2 separate regions of the Homo sapiens genome follow, and region 1 is linked to region 2. A link is a loop called in an ENCODE intact Hi-C map of the cell type or tissue named here. Cell type or tissue: GM12878. All regions are shown on one strand. Links, peaks and the distances in the headings refer to the core of each region. The heading gives the core; the rest is flanking DNA. Region 1 has its middle 60 kb from the start of MIR181B1. Region 2 overlaps MIR181A1HG (MIR181A1 host gene).

Region 1 (2,938 bases), core at 103-2,602, 53 kb before region 2:
CTGGGTAATTTATAAGGGAAAGAGGTTTAATTACCTCACAGTTCCACTGGCTTGGGAGGCTTCAGGAACCTTACAATCCTGACAGAAGGCAAAGGGGAAGCAAGCACCTTCTTCACAAGGCAGCAGGAGAGAGAGAGAGCACAGAGGAAACTGCTACTTTTACACCATCAGATCTCATGAGAACCCCCCTCACTATCACGAGAACAGCATGGGGGAAAACACCCCCATGATCCAATCACCTCCTACCAGGTCCATCCCTCAACACGTGGTGATTACAATTTGAGATACAATTTGGACACAGAGCTACCATATCAGCTATCTCATTGTTCCTGTTCAAAGGCTCCTTTGATTTCAGTCAAGGAAGATTGCAAAATACCTTATCTATGTACTATATATGATAACACTTCAATTACCAACAAAGAAATCTTAAAAATTCACTCCTACTACAAACAACTTTATTTACATGTTGCTGTCATTTGAATGTTTGCCCCCTCCAAAATTCAGTTTGAAATTTAGTTGCCATTGTGAAAGTATCAACAGTGGGGCTTTTAAGAAGTGATTAGTCCATGGGGGCTCCACCCTCATGGGCGGGATTGATGCCATTACAAAAAGTGGCCTTGTCTTGCCTGCTCTCTCATCTTCTCTTTGCCCTTCCATGGTTCTGTGGTGTGAGCAAGAGTATTCCTTCCCTCTGGAGGATGCAGTGCTCAAAGCACATTCTTGAAAGCAGAGACCAGGCCCCTTACAAGACACCAAACCTGCTTATGCCTTGATCTTGGACTCCCCAGCTTCTAGAGTTGTGTGAAATAAATTTCTGTTTTTGATAAATTACCCAGTCTCAGGTATTCTAACAGTACAATACAAACTAAGACATATGTTAATAGGTTTACTTCAATGCTTTTCAAAAGTTGTGATTACTATTAATACTAGTTTAATTCAGAGTTTCTCAACTTCTACAATATTGACATTTTGGGTCAGATAATTCTTTGTTGTAGGGGATTTTCCTGTTCTCAGCAGATGTTTAGCAACCTCCCTGGTCTCTAGCCACTAGATGTCAGGTACACTCCCAAGCTGTGACAATCAGAAATGCCTCTAGGCATTGCCAAATGTCTCCTGGGAGCAGAATCGTTCCCTGGTTGAGAATCATCTGTCTAATATGTAAATTTCTGTTTTTGGTGCTCAGTGTTGGTATCATTCCTTCATGTATAGCACCAATATTGTCAGGGTGCTTCAGGACCACTGGTTTCCAAGGGACACATGGATTTCAAAAGTGAAAGATATTACTTTAATTTTAGTACTTATATCACTAATCCCAAAAAGCAATTGTCTCTGAGTCTCTTCTTAGATAGATAGTTTCAGAAATAGTCACTGATTAGTTTCAGATTAGCAGACTTAAGTCTCAGAGTTTTTTATTTTGGCTGTTGTTACCTTTTTTTTTCTTTTCTTTTTTTTTTTTTTAAGTTTAGGGCTGAATGCTAATACAATAGCTTCCAGAAGTTAGAATTTCTGGTGATTTATTATGTGTATATATTAGAAACCTTATCATCTTTTAATATCAGTATACAGTACAAAATTATAAACATTTGATAAATTTAGGGAACTGTTACAATAAAGTAGACATACTTTAATTTCTTCTAATAACATATTGAAATTCATTTGATTTCTATGCAGTTTTAGCTTATTATTCTCCTATGAAAATATGTTACCATACTTTACAGCATTATAAGGAGACTCCTATTCTATTTCATACCATTGCAATTAAGTAGATAATTAATAAACTTTTCCAATTTTTCTCATTTCATTCCATGTTATGGCAAAATGCACTTGATATGTTTGCCAGAACGAAACTCATACACAAAGAGCTTTTTGCTTTTTTGAAGTTCAACATCAAATGCGTGTAAGCCTAGAATAGGAAACAGCTCTTTTGAAAATTTAAATTCAAGGAGCTGCTTTGCTGGAAGCCAGTGTATGCTGGACAGGGCCTGAGAAGTCTGGATTTTATTACTTAACATAAAATGAATCTCAGTTTTTCCATCTGTAAAGTGGTAAAAATATCTTTTGAAAATGTTAAGGGAGAGTAATGTGATCCTTGTGACGTGTGAACTATGCTTTAAATTCTTTTAAGAAAATCTCTACATTTGTGTTCCTTTTATGTTTGTACATATTGAAAGAATATATCAAATAACTCTATAAACTGTTGAACATGTCTAATAAATACCCTTTGATGACTAAAAGTATTTGAATCAATTCAAAATATCAACATGTTTATGTTACTATAAAGCTGGTATAGCATTAAAACATTGGTTTATATTTCTCATCTTATAATTTCAGAGTGAAAGGAAAAGGCTATTTTTTACAATCTGAAACAATGATAGTAAAATAAGGCATGAGTTATAGACATTATGAACAATGCCTGAACTGCTCACTTATGATTGTTTTTCATTTCTCAATTGAACACAGCTACAGAGTTTTCCAGTTGCCATTATAATGGCTGTATTCATTCTAGCTTGGGAATAGTGGTTTCAGATTAATTATATTCAAATTGAAATACAGAGATGTGGCTCAGAAAAATTGCTTTGGGTTTTGGTGGGCAGATAGTGATTAAATGAATGAGAAAGAAGGCAAATACCAAGGAGATGTTTTATGTATGCTCAACAACATGAAAATACTTACCATTGTACCCTAATGTATATAATGGGAGCTTAGTGAATACTTGTTAAATTATTTACTGAATGAATAAAACTTACGAATTGGTATGCAAAATGACAAGAACTATAGAAATATAAGTAAGTGATGGGTTATGTTAAGTTAGGACCCTAAACTTTGGTTTTGATCTTGGTTCTGGGATTCAGCCCTTATGCCGGAGAGCGGTATTTACTTTTAAGGTGTAACATTTCTGAAGTTTCAACTGAATGCCCAAGGTGCTCAGCAAGGCTTG
Region 2 (2,938 bases), core at 259-2,758:
AACAAACAAATAAAAAGTGAAGAACAACTTGTGTTGTATTTTTTTGAACCAATACCTAGAGTCTTTTAAAACAGTAAAGAGGCGTATGTTGTCAGCTTAAAACAAAACAAAAAAAGGGAGAAAACTTGAAAATAAAATTTTCTCAAAAAGGCAAAATCTAGACAAAAATCAAGAGAAATTTTTAACTAAACTAAAGTTTTGTAATGACTGGTCATGAAAGGAAATCACAAATGAAAATTAGACTCTCTCTTCTTTTCAAACTATCTGGAAAAGAAAGATTATTGATAAAAGATACCCACTTATAATAATTCCTTTAAATATTTGAAATACATTTTAATTTTTTATACACCTTTCTTAAGATATCTTGATGCTACCATTGGGCAATGACTGCCCATTATTACTTAAAAGCACATCCTAGCATGTGAGTTATGACTTGATTCTTATTATTTTTCATTAAAAAACTGGTAAAGTTTGTAACTGATCAAGTTACAGAAATAATAATCATTATATTATTAATGATTATGTTATGTTATGAAAAATCAAAAGCAACATTCAAAGCCAAATGAGTAGTCAATTAAACATTTTAATATTTTATGTTATGAATTCCAGTCCATGTACATGAAAAGTATACTATTAAATGGAATTTTCATCAATGAACTTTATATCATTTAACTGTCAAGCACTCAAATTCCTTCAGAGGAAATATAAAAGATAAGAGTACATAATTGACTTAATCTTTCAAACTAACTCATTGTTACTTATGCTTATTTACCTTAAAATTTTGGACCTGAGTTTATCTTCAGATTTAGAATGAGAATAAAGTTAAATAAAGCGCTTTTATAAAGCATTGTATCATTCTCTGTGTGTGTGTTGTTTATGTTTAAATAAATGCGTGCTTTATAACATTTAATAATTTTAAATGCTGTCATCAATGCCCTGTGACTAGTAGGTATTAGAGTTCTAGCACTTTGGAGGGCTTTTAGTTCAATAAACAAATACATTTGGAATTTAATGATAAAGATATTTTTAAAATAAAATCATTTAGTAGCTTACTATTATTAAAAAGAGTATAAGTAACACGTTTTTATCTCAGAAATGTAGAAGATATAATGAATATGATAGAAAATGGTCAAAATTCCAGCACTAAGAGTTAAAGAAAAAAACATAACTTGTTATGTATAGCGGTATGATCATGCACAGGAATAGAGTCTACTACTACTACTAAATATTTACTAAACATCAGGCACTATGCTAAAGTCATTGTATGGATTATTTCATTTATCCTGAAAGCAACAATGTTCAGGTAGGGAATATTATACAAATTATATAGTTGAACAAATTTAAGCTTAGGAAAATTAATTTCTCCATGATTACTCTTCTAGTAAGTTGGAATTTAACTCTCTATCTGAGTTCTGAAAAATTTATACTTAAATATAAGCATGATTTTTAATTAAAATACAGTTATTATTATTTTCCATCATACATGTCATAATTCATTTTCCCGCTCCTCGTTTTTGAACATTTAGCTTGCTATTATTAAAAGTTTTAAAATAATGCTGCTTTGAATCTCTTCATACATACATACATAAATACATTTTAAAACATCACACTTCCTAATTTCAAAAGATTTCATAAAACTATTGCAATCAAAAACAGCATCGTACTGGCCTAAAACAGACACATCAACCAAAGAAACAAGAAAGCCCAGTAATAAACCCAACTACTTATGGTCAACTGATTGTTGACAAAGGTGCCAAGAACACACAATGGGGGAAAGACAACTACTTCAACAAATGGTGTTGGGAAAACTGGATAGCCACTTGCAGAAGAATAAAATTGGACCCTTATCTTATACCACACACTCACATCAACCCAAAATGGATAAAGGACTTGAAATATAAGACCTGAAACTAGAACTTTTAGAAGAAAACAGAGAGAAAAATCTCCATAACATTGGTCTGAGCAACGACTTCTTGGCTATTACCCCAAAAGCAAAAACAACAAAAACAAAAATAGACAAGTGGGATGGCATTAAACTAAGTTGTTTCTGCAGAGCAAAGAAAACAATTATGAGAGTGAAGAGACACATAAGTGATATATAGATATATAATAATGTGTGTGTGTGTATATATATATATATATATATATTCTCATCCATGGACTGGAAGAGAGTATTTCCAAACTATATATCTGGTAACAGGTTAAGATCCATAACATGTAAGGCATTCCAATTTAAACAATTCAATAGCAAGAAAAGAAAAAAACCTAATTAAAAATGGGTAAAGGATCTGAACAAACATTTACCAAAAGAAGATACACACATGGCCAACATTCACACCTTTTTTTTTTTTTTTTTTTTTTTTTTTTTACAGAGTCTCACTCTATCATCAGACTGGAGTGCAGTAGTGTGATCTCAGCTCACTGCAACCTCTGCCTCCTGGGTTCAAGTGATTCTCCTGCCTCAGCCTCCTGAGTAACTGGGACTACAGGCATGTGCCACCATGCCCATCTAATTTTTGTATTTTTAGTAAAGACAGGGTTTCACCATGTTGGCCAGGATGGTCACGATCTCTTGACTTCATGATCTGCCCGCCTTGGCCTCCCAAAGTGCTGGGATTACAGGTGTGAGCCATTGCACCCGGCCTCAACACCTCTTATCATAAGGTAAATGCAAGTTTAAACTACATTAAGGTATCACGTCACACCTGTTAGAATGACCATTGTCAAAAAAACAAATGAGAAGTGTTGGTGAGGATGTGGAGAAAAAGAGAGCCCTTGTATACTGTTGAGGGGAATGTAAATAATTAGTATAGCCATTTTGGAAAATAGTAGAGAGGTTCCTCAAAATACTAAAAAGAGAATTACCGTATGATCCAGCAATCTCAGTTTTGGGTATATATCTGAAGGAATTGAAAATTGGTACATCAAACAGACATCG

Evidence for each region. Hi-C counts contacts between places; a loop is a spot of excess contacts. Peaks named below come from ENCODE experiments on the same cell type or tissue, not always from the same donor. Only the 100,000 strongest peaks of a DNase experiment are listed, where the experiment ranks them.
Region 1: it touches region 2 in a loop (5-fold over the local background); 1 of 110 quality-filtered maps calls a loop at or near these places.

The regions. Positions count from the first base shown.
Region 1 is chr1:198,797,926-198,800,863 of GRCh38, forward strand. No RefSeq gene overlaps it. Among named protein-coding and RNA genes, the nearest start is that of MIR181B1, 60 kb to the right of the region's middle. In GM12878, for the core only: a CTCF peak has its summit at 1,046 (motif pointing right); a DNase peak (open chromatin) is centred at 1,146.
Region 2 is chr1:198,851,258-198,854,195 of GRCh38, forward strand. The region is part of intron 2 of MIR181A1HG (MIR181A1 host gene); the gene reads right to left. Among named protein-coding and RNA genes, the nearest start is that of MIR181B1, 6.3 kb to the right of the region's middle. In GM12878, for the core only: no CTCF peak of the experiment used is centred there; no DNase peak of the experiment used is centred there.